Regions from separate parts of the Homo sapiens genome. Here all the other regions are linked to region 2. Evidence: chromatin contacts called from ENCODE Hi-C or POLR2A ChIA-PET data. All regions are on one chromosome and are shown on one strand. The core of a region is the stretch at or near the end of the contact, and the rest is flanking DNA. Distances in the headings are between cores, read along the strand shown. Region 1 holds the start of ARLN (allregulin). Region 2 holds the start of EXOSC9 (exosome component 9). Region 3 holds the start of PDE5A (phosphodiesterase 5A). Region 4 holds the start of ANKRD50 (ankyrin repeat domain containing 50).

The links. A loop is a pair of places that touch in the nucleus more often than their neighbours do. ChIA-PET counts read pairs that join two places held with the same protein, here RNA polymerase II (POLR2A). Pooled maps may share reads with other maps.
Region 1: a map of CD4-positive, alpha-beta T cell shows a loop between it and region 2 (30-fold over the local background). The contact joins the promoter of ARLN here to the promoter of EXOSC9 in region 2. A Hi-C loop is called at or near these places in 4 of 168 maps with a recorded cell type or tissue (CD4-positive, alpha-beta T cell, CD8-positive, alpha-beta T cell and naive thymus-derived CD4-positive, alpha-beta T cell) and 8 of 50 pooled maps. POLR2A ChIA-PET finds 5 or more read pairs at or near these places in 1 of 52 experiments (CD4-positive, alpha-beta T cell).
Region 3: a map of naive thymus-derived CD4-positive, alpha-beta T cell shows a loop between it and region 2 (8-fold over the local background). The contact joins the promoter of PDE5A here to the promoter of EXOSC9 in region 2. A Hi-C loop is called at or near these places in 1 of 168 maps with a recorded cell type or tissue (naive thymus-derived CD4-positive, alpha-beta T cell) and 4 of 50 pooled maps. POLR2A ChIA-PET finds 5 or more read pairs at or near these places in 1 of 52 experiments (activated CD8-positive, alpha-beta memory T cell).
Region 4: a pooled map shows a loop between it and region 2 (17-fold over the local background). The contact joins the promoter of ANKRD50 here to the promoter of EXOSC9 in region 2. A Hi-C loop is called at or near these places in 7 of 50 pooled maps.

Annotation. Positions count from the first base shown.
Region 1 is chr4:119,296,073-119,302,026 of GRCh38, forward strand. It overlaps ARLN (allregulin), which reads right to left and starts at 4,573. Exons shown (of 2, transcript NM_001001701.4): 1 at 4,264-4,573; 2 at 347-2,707. The coding sequence starts at 4,463. The coding sequence ends at 2,707. RefSeq lists enhancers at 4,167-4,216, 4,317-4,546.
Region 2 is chr4:121,798,218-121,804,186 of GRCh38, forward strand. EXOSC9 (exosome component 9) reads left to right here and starts at 3,106. Exons shown (of 12, transcript NM_005033.3): 1 at 3,106-3,273; 2 at 3,610-3,704; 3 at 4,457-4,576; 4 at 4,698-4,800. The coding sequence starts at 3,208. RefSeq lists enhancers at 2,295-3,098, 2,907-3,176.
Region 3 is chr4:119,626,731-119,632,540 of GRCh38, forward strand. It overlaps PDE5A (phosphodiesterase 5A), which reads right to left and starts at 2,074. Exons shown (of 21, transcript NM_001083.4): 1 at 1,790-2,074. The coding sequence starts at 1,941. LOC107986192 (a long non-coding RNA gene) reads left to right here and starts at 1,060. Exons shown (of 1, transcript NR_165235.1): 1 at 1,060-4,025. RefSeq lists silencers at 508-787, 2,008-2,407 and an enhancer at 918-967.
Region 4 is chr4:124,707,970-124,713,981 of GRCh38, forward strand. It overlaps ANKRD50 (ankyrin repeat domain containing 50), which reads right to left and starts at 4,763. Exons shown (of 5, transcript NM_020337.3): 1 at 4,489-4,763; 2 at 2,031-3,305. The coding sequence starts at 2,542. RefSeq lists enhancers at 4,171-4,736, 4,737-5,302 and silencers at 4,250-4,489, 4,640-5,019.

The DNA.
Region 1 (5,954 bases), core at 3,323-5,822, 2.5 Mb before region 2:
AAGGAACTACTAAAACAATCATTTCACTTTATATAAAATGGTGTGAAATTTACAAAAGAATTTATCAGAGTAAAGTCACATTTTCTTTTGATGTCTTTTTTGTTTTGTTATCTTAGCAAGTTTGCAACTTTTCTTGGCGTTCCATTTATCCACTTCTTAAAAGCCTTCAAACTGAGGGCAATGTAAGCAGTCACTATACTTGCTATGGCACAGTTTAATGGTAGGTACAATTTCTTACCTATAGGAAAGATTCAGCCTTCATACTGCCACCATTTTGAAAATGCCAATTACAGTCATGTCATATTACTAAGTCAGGGTTTGCCATAGAAAGAGAATCAACAGGATATATATAGAAATAAATTTATTATGAGGGATTGGCTCTTGTGATTATGGAGGCTGAGAAGTCCCACAATCTGCTTTCCGCAGACAGTAAGCCCAGGAAAGCCAATGGTGTAGTTCCAGTCCAAACCCAAAGGTCTGAGAACCAGGGGCCCTGGTCCATGTCTGAAAGCCAGAGAATCAGGAGAACCAATGTCCAAGGATAGAACATGGATGTCCCTGTTCAAGCAGAGAGAAGACAGAATTTGCCCTTCCTCTGCCTTTTTATTCCAGCTAGGCCCTCAAGGGGTTGGCCCACCCGCAGTGGAGTGGGTGGCTCTTTTTTATTCAGTCTACTGATTCAAATGCTAATCTCTTCTGGAAACACCCTCATGGACAAACCCAGAAATCTGGGCATCTCCTAGCATAATCAAGATGACATATAAAATTAACCTTCACACCAAGATCTCTCCATCTTCACCATACTAGAAATTTTCAGAATATTTGGTAATTGTGGTAGTAGGCTGATTTTAGGCTCAAAAAGGCAGTATGGATTATGATCGGAAGTCTGTGTGTGACCTAACAGTAAACTATGTGAGAACTGTTAATCACCTCACAATCACACCACCAGGTAATTTGTTAGAATAAAACCAAACTCAGCTATATAAGTAAACATTTATTAGATGAAACCATTAGCAAGCAGTGCAGAAACAGTTCACACAGTTGATTTGGTAAACTCAGTGAAATCCCAGTTCTGTGTTCCTACAGATGTTTCAACCATACCTTCCATAGATGGTTCTCTTTAGGTTGATGTGACAACACCTTAAAAGCATAATTGCTAACTTTATAGTCAGCAATTATATTCCAGACTTGACTAACCCTAAGAACGATTTTGAAAGGTAGGAAGATATACAGAGAGTTTACCAGATCTTATGCCCTGTTTAAAAGGCGGGGGAGTATCCCCAAAATATTTAAGACAATTCATATATGCTGAATGCAACTAATTTAAACAAAAGACCACTTCTACCATTCCTCATGTAAAGCCTTTAGGGCTAACAGGAATATTTTCTTTTTGAGACAGGGTCTCTGTTGCCCACGTTAGAGTGCAGTGGCCCCATCTTGGCTCACTGCAACCTCCACCTCCCGGATTCAAGCAATTCTCGTGCCTCAGCCTCCCAAATAGCTGGGACTACAGGTGCATGCCAACATGCCCAGCTAATTTTTTTGTATTTTTTTGTATTTTTTAATAGAGATAGGGTTTCACCAGGTTGGCCAGGCTGGTGTCACAACTCTTGACCTCAAGTGATCTACCACCCTTGGCCTCCCAAAGTGCTGGGATTATAGGCGTGAGCCACTGTGCCCGGCCAACATTAATATTTTTTATTAGCTACTACAGCTTAGAGTAGCTGCTATGGGAGTGTGGCCTTTTTGATTAAATACTAGCTGATCAACCCTAGAATATAAATTCTTGTTTTATAACATTTAGATTTAAATAACAATAAGAATGTAAGCTCCATGAAGGCAAGAATGCCTTTTTGTTTTGTTCACTGCTGTGTCTAAAATAATGCCTGGCTCAAATATTTGTTGAATGAGTAAATATGCTGACTTTGCTGAAGTATTTAAGCAAGTTACAGATATTATACAAGTAAATATTTTGGGCACAAGCACACTTAATGAAACAGTAAAAAAAAAATAGGTTTGAAACACATAATCCTTCGTTATAGGAGGCTCAAGAGTTTAAAAGGAAAAAAGGGGGAAGATACCCAGGTAAGAGGGCATGCATGCTAGCTTTCCAATACTTTGATATTACCTGCTTTTTCTAAGACTGTATCAACCTGTCGCCCACCCATAACCTATCTTTTCATAACAGAGTCCAACTAAACCTAAAAATTAAAACTGGAACCTAGCAGCTTCTACGCAATCTAAGAATACTTTGTTCCCTCTCTCAAAATCTTTCCCTGCTTTTGAATAATTGACTTTTGAATTCATAAAAACCTTCCCTTATTAATCATCCTATTACTTGCATCATAGTAAACCCTGATCAACTCTTAAAACATTAAAAGACATTACTATATTTCTTAATGAATACACAAGACCTTTAAGTACAAATGCTTTTATATTCAGCCCCTGTAAAGCCATCAGATGTTTGAAAGTTTTTAAACACGAACCAAAGGGTTTAATTTTAAGAACTTAGCTAGGAATGGGTGAAATCCTACCCAATTAATAGAGTTCTGCAAATTAGTAACAAAGTGTAAAATGAAAGGAAGGGTCCCTTGGAGATGTGAAATTCTTCTATTGAGAGTCCTGTCTTCTTTATTCAAGAAGTTTGTAGCCATTTTCAGAATTCACTCAAGAACCAACTTCTTAATTTAGATATCAGCGAACAAGTCTGTAAAAAGCAAGTATTTGTCAGCAATATGTGCTTTATCTTCCCAGTTTTTAACACTTTATGCCTATTTACATATTGATAAAAAGAAAAGCCTAGAACATTTCTTGTAAGGCCTCTATTTTCTATCCAGAGCTGAAAGTTCAGGTCATAAAAACACACACACACACAAAACCCACTGTATTTGAGATTATCAGTCTCTACCAAAACAGGGAGGGAGAGTAAAACTCTCCCTTTACAAATGGCTTGACAGAGAATTTTATAGAAATCCCTATCCCTTTTGCCATCCTCCCATTAATCCCTCTCGCTCCCCTGCCACCCCTTTTTTTGAGACAGGGTTTGCTTTGTCTCCCAGACTGGAGTATAGTGGCACGTTCACAGCTCACTGAAGCCTCGACCTCCCCAGCTCAAGCAATCCTCCTATTTCAGCTTCCCAAGTAGCTGGGACTACAGGCGTGAGCCACTGTGCCTGGCCCTCTCTGTCTTCTCTAACTTACTACACCATCCAAGAAATGAGACAGTGAGGCTTAAGACACCCAAATCTTGGTGAAAATATAGGATGGGGGTTGGGGGTGTAGAAGAAGTGACTGCCTATCAAGAAGTGAGAATTTCAGAAGTAACTCATAGGCATGGTGACTAAGGAGTTAACAGTGAGTGAACAATCAACTCCAAAGTCCAGGAGAGCTGTCTAGATGGGCTACACTGCTCTTCTCCCATAGGAGCCCTGTTTCATCTCACTGCTTCTCCTTAGCTTGTCTCTTAACACCATCTCCATTTGGTGTCTGCTTCCTCCTGCCCTATTCTCTTAAGTTCCCTTCCTTTACCCTCTGCCAGAATTGTCTTTTCAGAGCGAGTGGCGATGAAAATGGAGAGCATGGGTTTTACAAGTAAACTCTACAGAATTTTGTAACTTGGTGTTTTAGGATATGTGGATGTGTGTAAGAAAAGGGCAAAGTGTCTCAGGTTTCTGGGAGGTAACGGTGGATAAAGTTGGCGTTTACTGAAATGGTAACGCTGCAAGGCAAGTAAATTTGGGTAAGAAGCTGTTAAGAGTTCAGTTTTGGACATGTTTAGTTTGAGACAGCTGCGTGGTCTGCTCATGGTTAAACAGCTGTATAGTAAAAATAGCTTTCGTTGAGCACTTACTACTGCCAGGCAACATGCAAATCACTACGATCTCAATCTTCACTACACCCCTATGACCTGGGTTACTAATGGTCCCAAATGGCAGATGAAAAAATAAAGCTCCAAAAGGCGAAATAACTTCTCCGGTCGCTTCATGGTGCTGCAGGAACTCAAGCCTAGCTGGTTTCATTCCAAATCATGAGAAAATATGACGCCAAGTTTTCTCCACACTTCTTTGGAGACTCCCACGGACGTGCTAAAGAAGGACATTTTACTCCTAGTCCTTCTCCCCCACCCACCCGACTGCGCCACTCACCAGCTGTGTGATCTTGGACATATATAAACTCTCTGGAATTCAGTCCCCTCCCCGCCCAAAAGCGAGCAAATGATCTCTAAGCTCCTTACCACCCCAATTTTGCATTCGAGATACTCACCATGGCAAAAAATACACAAAGAGAAACACCACCACATCGAAAAGGATGAAAAGCCAGAGGTCCAACCAGTAGGAGTGTTTGGGAAGCCCATTTGCCCCAGACTGAGGCCTCACATCGAAGTTCTGCCTCCCTCCCTCGCTAAAGCCTCGCCGCTCCCGGAGACCATCTCGACCATCAACACCCGGTGCGTCCACCTCCATCTCGCTCCTGCAGCTTCGTAACAACCCTAGAAACCGAAAATGCTTAAGTTCCCGGACTTTGGTGTTCGCCGCACCGGAAACTGAGCGGAGTCCGGCCGCCTGCGCAGTGCGCCGCGCCCCGGGTTCCGGAATGCACTCTGAACCTACTCTTCCCAGCGCGCAGGCGCCTGGCTCGGCTTTCCGCTGCCTCCGTGACCGCTGGCATGAAGCGCGGCCTCCGCCTTGACACTAAGTCAATGGGCCCGCCTACTTCTGCCTCGCGGCGTCCCAGGCAGATAGCTGGTTATTCAGGTTTCGTTGGAAGAAATACGTTCTCGTCCCCCTGAAAGGCCCAGTCCAGTCAGGTGATGGACTCCTCCCTGAAACTGCACGAGGTCACCTCTCCTATCCCCGTATTCCGTTTGGATCCTTATGCCAACGTGTTAGGAAGGCCCCCTCTGGTGGGTTTTGTACTGTCTCTAGCATTTGACACTTAATATTTAAACACCACCAATGAGGTGGACGTCCTACTCACGGGACTGAGTTTCCAAACGGGCCAGAGAGCAGCACGTGAGCATTTTGCAGGTACTTCAAGGGAGTGGGTTTAAGAATAACCTGGCCGCGCCCCCCTGTAATCCCAGCACTTTGAGAGGCCGAGGCGGGCGGATCACCTGAGGTAAGGAGTTCGAGACCAGCCTGGCCAACATGCTGAAATCCCGTCTCTACTAAAAAAAAAAAAAAAAAAAAAAAAATCCAAAAATTAGCCGGGCGTGGTGGCAGGCGCCTGTAATCCCAGTTACTCGGGAGGCTGAGGCAGGAGAATCGCTTGAACCCGGGAGGCGGAGGTTGCAGTGAGCTGAGATCGTGCCACTATTGCACTCCAGCCTGGGCAACAGAGCGAGACTCCATCTGGGGGGAAATGGGGGTGGGAAGAATAACCCAAAGGTTATTTGACTTTGAGTGTGAGCCTCAGCAAGAACAGAATGCTAGCAGGAAGAAAATGACCTATACTGCCTGGATTTTACCTCGTGGGTCCAATTTCAAATATTCTCTTTCTTGTCACATTATGATTCCTGAATTGTTCAGAAAATAACGGGCACCCAGACATATAAGTGGTTCTCTTGGTGCATAGTAAATGGAGATAAGACTGTAGTTGTGTTTTTACAAAGTCATTAAATCGTCGTAAAACCTCTTTGAAGGGGCAGTACTCCATCTTATAGAATTAGGAAATGAGACACAAAAGGAGTGAATTGTCTAAGGTTACTAAAAAAATTATAAAGCCTAAAATTAACTCCAAATCCAGCACTCTTAAAGCTGTTCCATAGCTTCCTAACCTTGCTCCAATTTGCCTCCAAATCAATTGCCAGGTTTTAGAGACAAAGATAGTATACGACCTTTCAAGAAAAATGCTTTGTAGATTCTGGGATGAGAGGGCCATTACCTGAGAATTAATTAGATTGTGTGCTGTAATACAGATTGTCTGATGGTAGTAGACAAAAAGACCCTGGGCTT
Region 2 (5,969 bases), core at 1,856-4,355:
TCTCCAGCCTCAGCCTCCTGAGTAGCTGCGATTACAGGTGTGTGCCACCATGCCCAGCTAATTTTTGTATTTTTAGTGGAGACGGGGGTTTCACCATGTTGGCCAGGCTGGTCTCAAACTCCTGACCTCAAGTGATCTGGCTGCTTTGGCCTCCTAAAGTGCTGGGATTACAGGCGTGAGCCACCGCACCTGGCCTCCACCCATTAATTCTTTCACCAGATGTGCTAAGTAGGCCATTCATCCTTTGATTCACAAGGTACACTACCAGTCTCAGTGGGTGCTACAAAGGTGAAGAAGACATAGACTTTATACTCTAGTAGAAATGTACTAGAATTCCTTCGGACACACTTTTACAAAGACCAACTCAAATGTATTGGCTCACTAGAATCGCATGGGGTCAGGAAAGGGCATTTCTCCAAGAAATAGAAGGCTGCTGGTCAGACAAAGCAACTGATGTTCAATAAAGAGAATGCACACTCAAATAGTTTGTTGAGAACTAGGTTATTTTTAGACAGATCATCCAGATTAATATGCTGATTCCAACTGATTCTTCTTTTAAGAACAGAAGGTGAGGCCAGGTGCGGTGGCTCACTCCTGTAATCCCAGCACTTTGGGAGGCCAAGGTGGGCGAATCACCTGAAATCAGGAGTTTGAAACCAGCCGGACCAACATGGTGAAACCCCATCTCTACTAAAAATACAAAAATTAGCCAGGCGTTGTGGTGCATGCCTGTAGTCCCAGCTACTTGGGAGGCTGAGGCAGGAGAATTACTTTAACCTGGGAGGTGGAGGTTGCAGTGAGCCAAGATCATGCCACTGCACTCCAGCCTGGGTGACAGAGTGAGACTCTCTCAAAAAAGAAAAAAAAAATAATAGAATGTATCACATTACCTGACACATTATCTGAACCTCTTCTTAACCTTCCAAACTTATTTTTCCCTGAAATCATGAAACAAATTTTCCTTTGGCATTCAAAAATTTCTTATAAACACAAGGTTGTAAAGTACATATATTTTAGGATGGTATGTAGATGTAAGTGGAGATGGGTCATACACCTTTGGATTAACTCGAAAATAAAAAGACAAAAGCAAGAGTGTTTAAATTAGAATATAAAAGTGAAAGTAGAAAAGAACAGTGGAAATTCAACAAAAGTGGAAGGAAAGCAAAGTAATCAAGCAGCAGTTTCAGAAAAGCAATCTGTCATGCTGAGTTTGGGCAGTTTCATGGGAAGCCTTTGCCAACCCAACAAGAAAGGAGGAAACTAACATTTGAATAGCTATCATGTCCAAAATGTTTCATCAGATGCTTTCATTCAGACCACTTAACACAGAATAATTGTTATTTCCAATCTGAAGATACAGAACCCCCAAATCAGAAAGAATATTTAGCTCACTCCAAGTTCATTTGAGCTGAACTTTATCTGAAGCCAAAGTCCATTCTCTTTCCATTACCAAGCTGCCTTGCAGTAAATAACAGGCTATTTCAACAAAGGTCTATTTCATCGCTGAAGGGAAAAATTACCAAATGGCCACTGAAAGAACTCAAGGATTTAAATGAAGAACTTATCAACCAGGAGTTCTGGTATGAAACTGTACTATAAAAATGAATTCATGTTGCTAAAGAACTTAAGTGGTTAGTACCCTGTAATCCCCTTGCCGATTTTGAAAATTAATCATTTCTGTCCACTTTCCTCCTTCTTCACAATTTCTCTCTCCAGACCATGTGGAGCTCATCTCATCTCAGTTTTTGCATATGTTACTCTTTCTGCTTGAAACACTTTTCCTCTCCAGATGGCATCAAGGGTGCTCCTGCTCAACACCAAAGATTTACTTTACTTTAATGTCACCGCTACAAAGTCACCTGTTCCTGCAACTACCCCTATTAAGATAGCATTCCTATTCTCAGAGAGCACTTAACACTGTATGAAATTGTTCTATTTGTTTAGGGTTTTTTGCCTTTTCCAAAAAGAATATAAATTCCTTGAAAGGATCTTGTCTACCCTGTTTCTCCAGCACTTAAATTATTCTTGGACAGAGTAGGCCCTCTTCAAGTATTTATTGAGTACATGGATTGCAAGTGGTACAAAGTGAGACTAAAATGTATCACTGGTAGAAAAAACTTGTGAGAAGCTACCAAAGAAGCCAGAGAAAGACTGCGTAGGAGTTACAGTGCCTACCACCTCTAAAGCAAAAGGAAACAAAATAATAATATGCAAACACTTAAATAGTGCTTATTCCATGCCAGGCACTGTTCTAAACATTTTATGTATATATTAACTCATTTTTATTCCTCAGAATAAATAGGTTTCTCACTTCCCCTGCTTTGTTTTTGTTTTTGTTTTTTTTTTGCCGGTGAGTAATGTGAAGCACACAGGTTAACTTGCCCAGGGTTATAGTAGTTAATGATAGCCTTAAAATTTGAACCCTGGCAGTGAACACTTTTTAAAACTACTATTTGATACTGCCTCTCCAAAAAAGCTGAGTGGTTGGCAGCATGGCCCCGCTAAGGCTTCTCTGTGACCGTAAAAAAAAGTCTATCGACTTAAAATAACTGGAGAGGGGATAAGAAATAAACGGTGCATTTACTTTCAGTCCACAGTAGTAGTAACATCGTTAGTTACTACGTGCGAACATTCTCCATTCTCATCAACTTCTCAGATCCCACAAGATTTCACCTTTGGCCACAAAAACATCCCATTTCACCAATTTATCTTTCTCCCCCAACCCTTATGCCGCCTCATTCCAGTGTTTGTTCATTTAATCTGCTCCAAATCCTGCATCTGCGGCTTTCCAGGGACCAATGTCAACTCATCTGTGAAATTGCAGAAGTACATGTCTAGTCTCCACCCCGTGAGAGGACTGAGCAAAGGGTGAAGTGTGCGAGCGGTCTACTGATAATAATTTCTATCACTCTCATGGTTATTTTAAGTATCCTTTTCTCCTCTGCACTTTATGAGAAAAGAAACGGAACTTCACGTTCAGAAACGGCCTCCCAAAGCCGCAATGGCTTCTCGCAGCTCGCTGGCCTTCCCCAATCACGCTTTGAGTCTGCGCAGTAGCTGCAGCCCAAGCCATTTCCCATTTTTCCGCCGCCGCGCCTTGATGACGTAATTTTCCTGCGCCTCGGGGCGAGCAGCGGCGCGCAAGGAAAGATCGGGTTCCGTTTTTCCCGCGGATTCTGGTGCCTGTGGGGCCGGTGACCCAACACCATGAAGGAAACGCCACTCTCAAACTGCGAACGCCGCTTCCTACTCCGTGCCATCGAAGAGAAGAAGGTATGGTTTGGTGCCCGCAGAATTGCGCGCTGCGTGGGCGCTCGGGTCTCAAGGTGTGGACTGATACCTGGCCCGCCTGGGCCCGGGGAGCTACTAGGGGAACGACCGGCACGTTCACCCCATCCCTCAGGCTTTATTTATTTTTTTTCGACAGGTTCTTTTCAAGGCTCCAGTCACCGCAGCAGTTGTCCATGCTGTAGTTTCCACTTTCCTGTATGGGCGGGCTGGTTAGGATTCCACTTTCCCCCAAGTGCTTAGCCCAGGGCCAGACAAAAAGTAGTTGCTTAAGAAATACTTGTTGAAGGAATAAATTAATGAATGAATTTGTGCTTACAGCGGCTGGATGGCAGACAAACCTATGATTATAGGAACATCAGGATCTCATTTGGAACAGATTACGGATGCTGCATTGTGGAACTTGGAAAAACAAGGTAACAGGATTTAAATGAGATACACATTCGGAAGGGAGAAGTTTGAAAAAAGACCTTATTGACTTGGTTGTTTATAAAGCAGCTAAGAAGTCTGGACAGTATTCTTTGTTTAGCTGACAAAAATAAGTATTTTTTTATGCGAGATTTTTTGCTTTTGTGGTCACACTTGAACTTTTTAATCATAAACGTATTTTCTGTCACGTATCACATAGTTCTTTTCTGACTTCTATAAATCGTATAGACAACTAGTAGTGATCATATGGAATTTGTTTCTCACACTAATATAGAGATCTTGAGCATCTTGTCATTAAGTGTACATCCTGCTTTCTTTTTCCTGAGTGACATGAAAATTAGGTTTTCAGATATTCATTTGAAAGTTGTGAGGCTATTTGGTCACATAATGGTGGTGAACTATGCCATGTGAAAACCTTTAAGAAATCTCAGGTTTTCATGCCATCTTGTATCAATAAATACTTGCTTTAGAGGTAAAGGTCACTGATTTTTAAAACAATCTGTGGAATAGTAAACATTGTAATAAGAAGAGAGGTGTTTTTTCTGTCGTGTTTTTAGTTGTACCAATTTATGTTTTATTTCTGTGTATATTATACTTTACATATAATTTTTATCTCCTATGATTTATTTGGCTGAGTATGATATTACTCACATTAAGATTGAAACTTGTTATCTGTTTCAGTTTTTTGTTTTGGAAGGAGAGTCTATTTGGTTAATACTTTGTAACTTTATCTTTGCAGAGTTCTTGGACAGGTTTCCTGTGAACTTGTGTCTCCAAAACTCAATCGGGCAACAGAAGGTATTCTTTTTTTTAACCTTGAACTCTCTCAGATGGCCGCTCCAGCTTTCGAACCTGGCAGGTATTTAAATCTTTTTCTTAAGTTGCTTTAGTCATAGGAGAACCTAACAGCAGTGAGCTTTTGTTTTAATACCTGGTGTTATATTTCATGACATTAGCCCATTCCTATTTTCTCCTTATAGGCAGTCAGATCTCTTGGTGAAGTTGAATCGACTCATGGAAAGATGTCTAAGAAATTCGAAGTGTATAGACACTGAGTCTCTCTGTGTTGTTGCTGGTGAAAAGGTGGGGAATATGCCCATAATTCTTAATCTTAGGATGAATACTGTTGATCATGGATCCCGGTATCTATCCTTTTATTCTCAGAACTTTAGTTAACTCAGTATTGTACTGGTTTGCTTCACTTCAGATGTTCTTGAGTGATACCCTTAGAACTTTGTGCTACCTCTCTCTCTCTGAAGGGACAAAAAGGGTGTCCCTTCAGAGGACACCCTTTTTCTTAAAGGTTTCTAAAAGGTTTTCACCCTTTATCTTAAAAGGGTGAAAATAGCAACTTAGATTTTTGTGTAAAAATATTTTATTCAAAGAACTTGTGGCTTTTTCATATAATCTCTCATTTTCTACATGAGTTCATAGAAGCAGGTAGTTTTCCTTTTTCATGCAGAACTCAAGAACAGATGAAATCCTTCATTTGGATAGGTTTATCGATTTACACAGGGCCACACCATGTCAGTGGCAGGGATAACTTTGAAAATCTTAGTCCCAATAAATTGTGCTGCATTAGGATATTAGAATTTTATTTTATTTTATTTTGTTTTATTTTTTTGAGATAGAGTCTCACTCTGTTGCCCAGGCTGGAGTGCAGTGGTGCAATCTCAGCTCACTGCAACCTCTGCCTCCCCTGTTCAAGCGATTCTCCCACTCAGCTTTCCGAGCAGCTGGAACTACCGGCGCCTGCCACCACGCCCGGCTAATTTTTGTATTTTTAGTAGAGATGGGGTTTCACCAGCAGGCTAGTCTTGAACTCCAGACCTCAAGTGATTCACCTGCCTTGGCCTCCCAAAGTGCTGGGATTACAGGCGTGAGCTACTGTGCCTGGCCAGAATTTGATTCTTGATTAGGGTATTTTGACAAGCATTTTCATCCCAGAGAAGTCATTTAGCTTCCCATATTCCATACCTAAGCATAATACTTCCTATTTGCATTACTTGTAAGGTTATTAAAAATATCACAAAACCTAAAAGTTTAATTTTTTTTAATTTTTGAAAACTTTCATTATTTTCTCTGAGGGACAGGGTGACACTCTCGTCCAGGCCGGAGTACAGTGGTGTCATTATAGCTCACTGTAATCTTAAACTCCTGGGCTCAAGAGATCCTCTCTCCTTAGCCTCCCGAATAGCTAGGACTATAGGCGCGTGCCACTCCACCCAGCTAACTAAAAAACTTTTTTTTTT
Region 3 (5,810 bases), core at 824-3,323, 2.2 Mb before region 2:
CCTTTCAGGGCTATCCTCTGGGCGCTCAAGATTTAGGATTTTGAAGGAAGAAGGTGAAAGCGGGGGAAGACGATTTTAAAAGAAGGGCTGGGTTATTAAATTGAAAAGATTAATCCCGGAGCCTTCCCCTCTGTCAAAAAACCCTGAAAGTGACTAAATTGACACCAACTCTGGATGTTCCTTAGGAAAAAAACAAAACAAAACAAAACAAAACAAGATTAAAAAGGGCCCAATTTAAGACCCTTATTAATACATCTGCAAGAGAGCAAAGAATAACAACAACAACAAAAGTTATACAGTCAATTTTCAATGATACATCGTCCCACTGGTGCCACCGGGGCGCCACCACCCAGCACCCGAGACCCGCCGCGCCCCCGGAAAAAGTGGGAAGGGACGTAGGGGGATGCTGAAGGAAGTACCTTGTTTTGTCTCCAAAGGGCAACATAGCAAACGTGGGAAGTTCGTTTTCGAACTCCGCCGATCCTGGACTCCAGGAGGCTCCGTAGGGGCAACAACGCGCGCAGGTGAGGTGAGGTGAGGTCGGCGACTCAGAACCAGCTCCCTCACGGCCCCGGCCTCCGCGCCGCCGCCCGTCGCCTCCCGCTCGCCCCGCGCTGCGCCGCCCCCTGGCGGGGAGCGACCGGCAGAGCCGCGGCCGCGCGCCGGCGAGTGGGACCCGGGCGTCGAACCCGGGCGGGCTCCTCGACCATCACTGCCGGGCGTGTGTCACCCTCCCGGCCAAGACGGCCAGCACCCGCTGCCCGACGGCCGCTGCCCAGAGCAGGCGGCAGCGGGGCACGGACTCTTTCTGCAAAGGGGCGCGTCCTGGAGTCCACGCACCCCGACTATGCATCAATTCCTCAGGCTTCGGGGCACCCGCCCGCCAAGCACTCTCTGCTCCACTCTTCTTGTCCCTCTGCTCCCAGTCTCAATTCCTCCCCAACTCTCCCGCGAGCGTTTCCCACGAGCGCCCCGACTGCCCGCTGCGCAGCCGCCTCCAAAAGGACAGGCTCCCTCCTCCCCGCCCTCCGCAAGGGCCGCCCCGGCGCTTGGCTCTGGACCAGAAAGAGCTGGCCTCTGGGGTCTGCGCTGCCCCTTGGGGTCCGCTCCAGGCGGCGCCTCCCCTGCGCCCTTTGTGTGCACGCCGCAAACCCCTCTGCAGAGCTCTACTTTTGGCGGCACAGCCTTCGGCGGAAAAGCGAGTGAAAGGAGGCGCGCGGGACAAGCAGGAGACTGGAAGGGGGGAAAAGGCAACCGCACTCACTTTGGCAAGGTTCCGTCATGTTGCCTTTGGGCTGTCCCGTGGACTCGTCCCTCACCCCAGCTTCCCCGCCCAGCCAGGGCCAGGGCGAGGGGGGACGGGGGAGGAGCGGAGCCATCAAGACCGACTTGGAAATGGTGCTTCCGGAGCTGCAGGGAAGGGGCTCAGAAACTGTTTGGGTTTTGCTGATTGGATTTTGGGGAACCAGAGGGCTAGAGAGGGGCTAGGGGAAGGCCCGTGAGCACGGATGTATGAAAATAATCATGTTCCCGGGGAATACCAAGAGGGTCGGGGGTGAGGGTGGGAGGTCGGCAAGTACATTTTTGTATTTGAACTTTGTGAGCAAGTTGTATCAAATCCGACACTTGAGTTTTTCGACTGTGCTCGCTTAGAGTTGAGGTTTCTACCTCGTAACAGGACCGAGGACCTACTTCAAAAGCAAAGGGCCTGGGAACAGGGGTGAACGAAGGGCACAATTCAACAGGGGAGAGAAATCAGCCCCGGGTCTTCCGTGGGTCCTCTTCTTACCTGGTGGCTTTTCTAACAAAGTATGAGAAGGTAAAGTCCCAGTGATCGTCCAGCCATGCTTCGACCGAGTCCTGATCCCTCTGCTGCTGCTTCTGCTGCTGGGGCTGCTGCTGCTGTCGCTGCTGCCCGAAGCTGGGGCCGGCCCGCTCCATGGTTGGCACCGCGCGCCTCGGAGGCTCTCTGGTACTGCTTTTCCACCCCAGCTGGGGTCCGTCCCTCAGAAGAACAGGACTCGGCCTCGAGACCCTCCCCCTTCGTCCTGCTCCAGTCGGGCCGGCTTTCGACAAAGCGGCCGGAGCGCCAGGCCAGCCTCCTGCCCCGCCCCGCCCCGCGCGGTTCTACGGGCGCCCAGGTGTGGTGGGCGGGGCCAGGCGCAGCTGCTGCGCCCCCCCCACCCGGGGTCCGGCAGTGTTCCGCTCTCGCAGGCTCTTCAGTCCCCTGGTTCCCAGGAGGCGGCGGCGGCGGCGGCAGCGGCAGCGCCCGGCGAGCTCTCCGGAAGCCAAGTGGCGGCGGCTGGAAGGAGGCCGCGCGGCCGCTGGGGTGCGCTGTGTGCCAAGCCGACTTCTGGGGAGCGCGCTAGGTGACTGGGTGTGTTCTCAGAGTGCCCCAGGGAGGGAAGGTCGCGATGTGGGAAGTTTTGCCCGAAAGTAAGAGATGATGAGACCCTGGGCCCTTTTCCTGGGGCCTGGGAGTGCAATGACCTTCCCGCCTAGCTTTTCCCTAGCCCTACGCTTGGGTCTGGGAGGAGCGGGACCGACCTCCTTCAGAGCCCAGCCCGCTCAGTGACTTAAAGCGGTCCAGCCACGGACCACTGCGGGTGGAGAGAGCTGGGGCGTGTGCTAGCAAGAGAGATTTGCAGGTGTAGGTGGGTAACTTGCAACAAAGCCATACCCGTGCTTAATGTTAATGATAACAGCAATAATTATAACTTAAGTGCCTTTAACCATTGCCTCAAACTTCCCTTATGCATAACTGGAAAAAGATTTACTTGGAAAAGAAAAAGCAAACAAATAATTTCCAATGCTTTGTGCATGAAGTTAGAAAACAAGGGCACCTCTGTACAATTAGGTTAATCCGAGAGCACTGGCGCAACCCAGGTGCAGTCGAGGGCAACCAGTTATCCCAATTTTAAATTAATGCATCATTTTAATTAAATTGGAATTAACACTCCCTCAAAAGTATCCATTAAAAATGGCTCAGCCTTTTTGTCCAATCCCTATCTTGCTTCTTTAAAAAAGGAATTGGTGTCATCCTTTGCTTTGTCTGCATCCCCATCTTCCTGTCATGCATTGGCAGTTTTAATATGGCATTTTGCAATGACCTATATTTTTTGGTAGAATTAAATCTGGAATTATGGGTTGCACAATGTGTGAATGACACCATTAGCAGTGATATAAAAAAAAATGAGTTAGCTGATATACTTCTGACAACTTCCTTCTAAATACTCTTGGCAAGAATTTAAGGCATTATTCACTACATAGAAACACATCATTAAATTGATAATCTGAGAACTTTTAAAAGTATCTTCTAGTCCCCCAATGCAATGGTTTATCTTTCCTTCATTGAGTAATTGACCTTTTGCGACTTCAGTTTTTCTGAAACTTTACTGCTGTATGCAGGTAGCCACAACCAAAGAAAAGCAATCAAAGCAGTAGAGTATGAACTAATGGGTGATAAATTATATTGGATTTAGAAATGAGAATTCTCTCCTAATGTGTTACTATGATAGTGATTATAGTGCTCATGGAATACAGTCATGCGTCACCGAACAACAGGATACATTCTGAGAAATGTATCCTTAGGCAATTTCATCCTTCTCTGAACATCACAGTGTACTAACACAAAATAGATGGCTCAGCCTACTACACACTTAGGCTATTGCTCCTAGACCACAAATCTATACAGCATATTACTGTACTGAATACTGTAGGCAATTGTAATGCAATGATATTTGTGTGTCTAAACATATCTAAACATAGAAAAGGTACAGTAAAAATATAGTATTATCTTATGGGACTCATATATGTGGTCTGTCGTTGACTGAAAAGTGGCACATTACTGTGGAAAGTTTCTCCTCAGTACAGTTTTTTCTTGTGGAAATCCATGCATTCCTCCTAACAGGAGATCAATCGTAATTTAAAACTCTGCTTATCTACTAAAGATGCAGTGAATTTGGGGCTTGAATTATTTGCTTTTGTTGGATACTTGATTAAATAAACACGTATAATCATTTCAATGTTTGTATTCCCTCCAAAATTCATGTTGAAACTTAATCCCTAATTCAACAGTATTAAGAGGAGGTGCCTTTAAGTGGTGATTAGACCATTAGGGCTCTGCCTTTGTGAATGCATTAGTGCCTTTTTAAAAAAAGGCCCAAAGGAGACAGTTGGCCCCTTCTATTCTTTCCACTATGTGAAGACACAGCACTGACCCTTGCTGAGGATGCAGCAACAAGGTGCCATTTTGTAAGCAAAGAGCAGCCCTCACCAGTTGCCAAATCTGCTGGCACTTTGATTTTGGAGTTTCCAGCCTCCAGAACTGAGAGAAATTAATTTCTATTGTTTATAAATATCCCAGTCTGTGATATTTTATTACAGCAACACAAATGGACTAAGACAGTGGGTAATATCAAAATGTTCATTTTTCTCTCCTAACCTGAAAGGGTTAAATTATCAGAAACCAGGAAGGTTTCTGAAAAATTGCTTCAAGAAAAACAATCTATAGGCTGGGCACAGTGGCTCATTCCTGTAATCTCAGAACTTTGGGAGGGAGAGGTAGAAGGATACTTGAGCTCAGGAGTTTGAACCAGCCTGGGCCACATGGCATGACCCCATCTCTACACAAAATTTTTAAAAATTAGCCAGGCATGGGGGAACACACCTGTAATCCTAGTTATTCGAGAGGCTGAGGCAAGAGGATTGAGCCCAGGAGGTCAAGGCTGCAGTGAGCCATGATCGTGCCATTGCACTTCAGCCTCAGTGACAGTGTAAGACCCCCGGCTCTATAACAAAAAAGAAAAAAAAAGAAAAACAGTACATAGATTCTCTCAATAGTGAATCTCAAGTCTGTGTGGTATATATGATAGTTTGGGAGTTACTGTGAAGGCCTATTACCTGAGAAACATATCACAAGGGATTGGGGAACAGAAGTGTCTCAAACAGTTCTAGTCTCTGGGAGATTCAGCCAAAATGTGTAACTATACCTCCTGTAAATTTAAAGTAGTTAAAGGTAAGCATATTTTGAACTGACATTACCTGGGCCTCTTGTTTTTCAACTCCATTTTATTCTTTATCCCAATTTGCCCAATTATTTTGTTTTAACTTGGCATGAATTGTTCTAAGCACCTCAAATCTTGTTATGGAATTAGTTGAAGAATAAGTAAATCATAAACACTCCCAGGATATAACTTGAAAAATGCTGTTAATGCTATTTATAACAAACAAATGAGCAATGATGTATGTATGTGTATATGTATGATATATATATGTGTGTATATGTATATATATATTTAATTTTTGTAAATGACCCAGTCTGTGGTATTTTGTTATTGCAACACAAGTGGACTAAGATATATATATATATATATATAAAATCAATGATATATATGTGTATATACATACATATATGTCATTGCTCATTTGTTGCTCATGAGCAACAGCTTAACTAAAGACCTTCAATGTATTCCCACTGTGCTAAAATAAAATTCAAACTCTGTAACGTGGCTTATGGGGTTCTACATTATTTGGTTGTTACCTACCTGTACTGCTAAAGATTTTGGTCATACAAATAGAAAAAACAAATGCAACAAAGCAAAAACACAAAAAAGAAATATAAGGCATAAAAATGAAAAAGTAAACATTCTCCATTTGCAGACATGAGTATCTATGAGGAATACCCAAAGGAATGCACAAAGCAACTACAAGAATTAAGAGGTGATTCAGCAAGCTTGCAGCATAAATGGTCAGTATACAAAAATCAATTGTATCTCTGTATACTAGTCTTATGGGCTGATTTGTTTCCC
Region 4 (6,012 bases), core at 3,513-6,012, 2.9 Mb after region 2:
CAGGTATCAGAAATTTACATATGAATTTCAATAAATTATAAATTACATACCTTGGTTACATCAGATTAAGTTCACCTCAGACTAAGCTCTTTGAAAGTTATTGGTAGGTGTCAATAAACCTAAATAGCTTATGAAATTACTTATCACAAAGAAATGAAAATTCTGCTCTGCCACTAGTATCTTCAGAAAAAGCAGTAAGAAGAAAAGAGTTGCTTATGTACAGTTTTAATTCTATTAAAAGGTATAGTTTTATATTAAAGACTACATTATTTATTCTGTACAGTGATTCCATATTGAACACTCTCCATCAAACCTTGCATCTCACATGCCACAGGCATCAACTAACAGATTTCCTCATTAATTTAAGAATGATACAACAGTTTTAACGCTGACTTTGATGGCTAACAACAAAAGATAATAGATTTGCCTTTAGTTTTATTGGACTAAATTTACATATTAAAGAGTCTACAAGAATATCACACCTCTCAAAGATACATCCCTTTGGCTGACTTTAATAAATTCCTCCCATATTTGAATTCTGTACCATCCCTAACTCTCATTCTAGAATACCACTCCCTCTATCACTATATGGGTAATCTGAAAACCACACTCAAACCACACTGTGACACAACTCCTGTTCTCCAGCTTTGCCATACATAACCTTCTAAACCCCTCCTCTTCCCATCAAGTCCCCCAGAGAATTTCTAAGATTACTAACACATACACACACACACACACACACACACACACATACACACACACACATTTAAAATCTCAGCCCTGCCATTTACTAGTCTGTAACCTTGAACAATTTATTTAGCCTCTCTGTACCTTAGTTTCCTCATCTATAAAATGGGAGTAGTAACTACCTCACAGGATTATTATGAGGATTAAATGATCTAATATTTGTAAAGCACTTAGAATAATGACTGACACTTACTGTTTACTGTAATTACTATTAAATATTTTCAATATTACTTTCAAAATGTATAGATTTCACCCCATTAGATTTGAGGATATCATAAAAACAAACATCACTCTTTTTAGAGTGATTCAAATCTCTCCTAGAAACACACTCAAGCAGAAGAGAGCCACACACACACACACACACAAACCTCCAGTGCACAGTATACCAGAATCTTTGGAGAACAAACTTTTGCCCGCTAAGAATGTTATTGTAGAGAAAAAGCTTATGGCAAAATGGGTAATTCAAGCAGAAGTGAAGCACAAACTAACAATTTGCCTGCTACTTTTACAATGAGCAGAGGCATGATATGCAAAAAAAAATGTTTTCAAGGAATTATATTTTCTTGAACAGATTTGAATCTGAAACCACTCTGGAAAGCAACTTGCTCACTTCCTGGACCAATCCATTTACCATGGAAAAAAAGCTTTGCTGAAGTTAGGAAAAAACACTTTCTTTGTACCACTCACTAAAAGTAAAAGTAGTAAGATGATCCCAAATGTTCGCTATTTTATAAATTCACATACTTCTAAATACCAGTTTTTCAATTAGTTAGTTAATAGGAGAATAAATCCCAAAACTCATCAGCAAATTTTCTTCAGATTCTCAGTGGCCAATAATCTCCTTTAAAGAAAACCTTTCTTACTTAAAAAAATACTACTACTATAAGGAAAAAAATAAAAAGATACTAGATGCTATACTGATAATTACTCTAAGTTCAGTTCACCCTCTGAAAATGTAACCTATTTCCAGACAGCTAAATGTGCTTCTCTACCATAAGAACAAATTTCCCTTACCATTTATAGGCAATGTAAGTAACATTATGTTATTAAGTAAAATTAAGATACACTTTTAATCCATTTTAATCCATATGCTGTGCAATACCAAAACCTAAATTTTACTTCCTTTGATATTCAAAGTAAACAGGTATACTCATAACTTCAGATTAAGGCCAAATGTACAGCACCAGTAAAAGTAACCCACAAAGTTAAAACAAAAAACTACAACTAAAAATTAATTTAATTTCAGCATAGAAATCTGAACACCATGACATTTTTATTGTTACCTTTTAAATGCTTCGGCTGGGTTTCTCTCGCACTCCCCAGGCTGTAAGAGGCTTTGGACTGCTGGATCCCTTAGCTTGTCCTCATATCCTTGGAGTAGTCCACTGCGGCAGATCTGGGCTACTAGACCTCTAATAAACCCTCCAACACACAAAGTATCAGAGTCCTGGGCTTTGCAGAAATGAAAGGCCAAAGCTTGGCGATGTAAACCTCTCTGCAAACTTGCAGGTGAACTTGGCCATAAGAGTTCAGTACATAGGGCCGTCTTGCCACTGCCAGGCCCTCCTACCAACAACACACCCCAGGCAGCTCCCTTTCCAGAGACACCACTAGCATTATTCCCAGAATTCATTACAAGTGATGGTGCATTGACAGCACTATTGCAGCAGTTACTTTTCTCCTGGAGGCAATGCTGAAGCTTGTGGAAAACCCACTCCCTACAGTAAAACTGCTTCCCTTGCAGTAAACTGGTTTGAGCCATTTTGCAGACTTTCTCTTCCCAAGGATTAGTCATAACGGGTTTTTTATCTTCATTTGCTAGAGTCTGGATACATCAACACAGGTCTTTCCATCCATTATGACATAACTTGTATATTAAGTTGACTCTGAAGACAGAGTAACTAGTTACAGTAAAATTCAACAGCCACAGAGTTCCTCTGTCAACAGAACGTGCATGACTTTATTTGGTTCCTTATTCTTGATCAGCAGTCTATGTATTAGTTGTTGAACTGAGGGAGAAACGCCTGATTCCACAGCTCAGCAACACTTTTCCTAAATTTTAATGAGTCACATAACTCCATGGTTATAACTGGAGTTTATGTGATTGTGGATGTTTCAAGAACAGAGATGAGACAATACATGTGGAAAACTAAAGAAAAAACCCAATCTTTCAATTTGTACAAAATGCTTCTCCAGATTCCAAGTGTTAATTCTGCATCTGACAATTAGATTCTGAAAAGAGGTCCACTGCATTAAATGGCATCAGAGAGATTACATTTATACGGTATGAGGTACAGTATGTAAGTAGCTCTGTATTTCTCGTTGAAGGATGATCACTCAAGAGTACTAGATCGTGCCAGTTTCAGGCATCTGGGCAACTGCCAGGAACTGTTTCAGATTATAGTCTCTTATGTGGCAGAAATGACAACCACTGTTAACACCTTCTTAATTCAAAGCATTCATAATATGCATTTTTCAAGACAGCAGATTCTTAATGAACCTGTTCACAGGTTTCTTGGTTTTAAGACGTCCGGGTAATCAACAATTTCCACAAGTAACTAAAATAAAACAAACAAAAATACCTCAGTGCAAAATATCATATGTTAAAAACTTATTAAGGACAATAAAGGTTGCAGTGTACCAGTTAACGTAATCTCAAAAATCCACGTACTTCACCTTTGGCACTTTCAAAAAGTTGGACAAAAACCACTGAAATAATCACATTCTCCCTTCTGCATTTTTCTTCCTCATTGTTATGCTTCCCAAACAGCCACATTTTAATCAAGTTACCCAAGATTTTTGCAACTTCACCATAGCAAAGGAGGGGGGGAGAAACTTTACGCACATACAGTAACACCCTTAACTCCAGGCAAAACGCTCATTCACAGTAGACTGGTAGAACAGCGCCAGCTAAGGAAGCTCTATTAACTTACACAGTCCAGTCAGTCAAGGACTGTCTACTCCTCCAGCCACACTTCTTTGTTGATAATGTGCAAAAATCTAGGGGAAGATTACCAGGGTTGCAGCTGGATGGGAAACGGTTTAAAAAAAAAAAACAAAAACGATGGGGGATGACTGTTCTTATAAGAATGATAAAGCAAACACAAGTAAAATGTGAATCCTTCCTTCCTCTGGGCCAAGGATGGAGGTCAGGGATAAAATCTACCAGTCTGGCCGGAGAAAAGGCTGCTAGAGAGAAATTCCTTCCAAGACAGGAAAGGGATAAAGAGTAGAGTGCTTCGGTGCTGGTGGGTGTCTGCCCACAGGTCCGGCCTCCAGTTTCAGCTGACAGACAAAAGGAACTCCGGGATTCCCAGCGCCGGGCACCACCTTGGGTTGGAACCGCCCAGAGGAGCCACAGGGGAGCCACCTCAGAGAGGCCACGAGCGAAGGTGCAGCCTCCACACCGAGGTCTGCCCTTCCAGAGGCTGGGAGCGCCTCTGCACCCCGCCCCGCACCGAGATTGGGGTGTGTCTTTTGAAGGGGGAGGGGGTGACTGAGGTCCTTGCCAATCCCAGACGAGGGGTCGCCTCCCGGTCGGCTTCCGCCTCTGCGCTCCCGCCCCATGCCCCGCTCCCGCTCCCACCCGGCCGACGGCGGTGCGAGGGAAGAGGGCAAATCTGGGGCTCGAGGCCGGAGAGGGTGGGTGGTTGGGTCAGGTCCAAGCCACGGCCTCGGCCTCCCAGCTTCCAACCCGAGGGAGGGGCCTCGCTTCCACCGCCGCCGCCGCCCCCCGGTTACCTCGGCCCCAGCCGCCGCCGTGGCCGCCGCTGCCGCTGTTAGGGACTCTCAGTCTCAGACACTTGCTTCGCTGAGAAGTCGCTGCCAGCAGCGCTCCCAAGACTCCACTCCAACTGCAGCCGCCTCCTCCGCCGGGCCCGGGGCACGCTCCCAGCTCCGGATCCTCCTCTTGGCCCCCGGCGGCTGCCAGTTCCAGCTTTCCCAGCAGAATCGGTCGTGCTCGCCCCAGCCCCCACCGGCCAACCGCCGCCGCCGCCGCCGTCAGGGCAGTAACTGTCTCAGGCAGCCCCCGGCCGGCCGGCTCCGCCCCGCCCGCCCAGCCCAGACCCCGCCCCCGCCCCCGCCCCCGCCCCGCCGCTCGGCCTTTCTTTGCCCGCCGGCTCCGCCTCCGCGTCCTTCCCCTCCCCCACCGCGCTCTCCCGCAGCATCCCGTGCCTGGGCGTGTGCGGCCGCCTGGGACCCGCTGCCGGCGCGGCGGGGAGACCTGTCTCGGGGCGGCGTGGGGGCCCCGCCTTTCTCAGGGGAGGCGGAGAACGGGGCGGGGGCTGCGTTCTCACGTCTCCGAGCTCACGCGAGTCGTTGCCCCCACCCTCCCCGTCACCACTGGGCCCTGATCCTTCCTTTGTCTTCCAGGCCGGAGGGACTCGCCGGCTGTTGGTGCCGTATCTGCTCCTGGGAGGGGCAGTTGGGTAGGGGGAGATTGCCTCTTGCCTCTCTCTGCTCAACCCTTTTGCCTCTCCCTTAACCCCGTTGCTTCCAAAGCCACTTCGGGCCCCGTTCTACCCCTCAGTCGTCCGGTCTCCTTTCAGTCCATTAAATTCCAGGGATGCTTTTACTTTGGCTGGGACGAAGAGAAGGAAGGAAAAGACTGGGAAGAATGTTGCGAAAATAGAAATAGTGGGGGTATACAGCGACATTCCTACCAGCCTCATGAAAAGGACGTGGCCTCCATCAGATGGAGGTTGACAGCAGGCTTGACTGGGTCTCAGGCCCCTGCTCCTCAGGGCCACTTGATCACCCGCAGCGTCCACTAGGGGGGAAGGTCTTGGTCATGTGGCGTCAGGAAATGCCCTAGAGGGCCTGCTCACAGGGGCCTGTTGGACTAAGCATGTCAGTTGTTTGCACTTACTGGACCTGAGTTGCTTAGATTCCAAATTTCTCCCGGGAAAATAAGTATACCGTCAACTGATGGAATAGGAAATGTAGCATTTTTTATTTTAATTGTTTATGCTAAAATCCAGAGTGCTCTATTTCCCATTCCTCATTAACTTGCATGTGGTTATTTGCCAAAATATTAAGCCAGTCTCCCATCTAGTTTTAGAAATTTCATAGTATAGCTATCACAATAAGAAAGATGGATAAACAAATAGATCGTGTTTGTGCTTACTCTTTCATATTGTTTATTCGTGCCAATTGAGGTTTACTGATCTTAGTATTTAATTTTAATTCATGTACCCTGAATTTTGGGCTTCTTTCCTAAAACACAAGCAAAAGAGGCAGAGTATAAATTCTCCAGAATTAGGG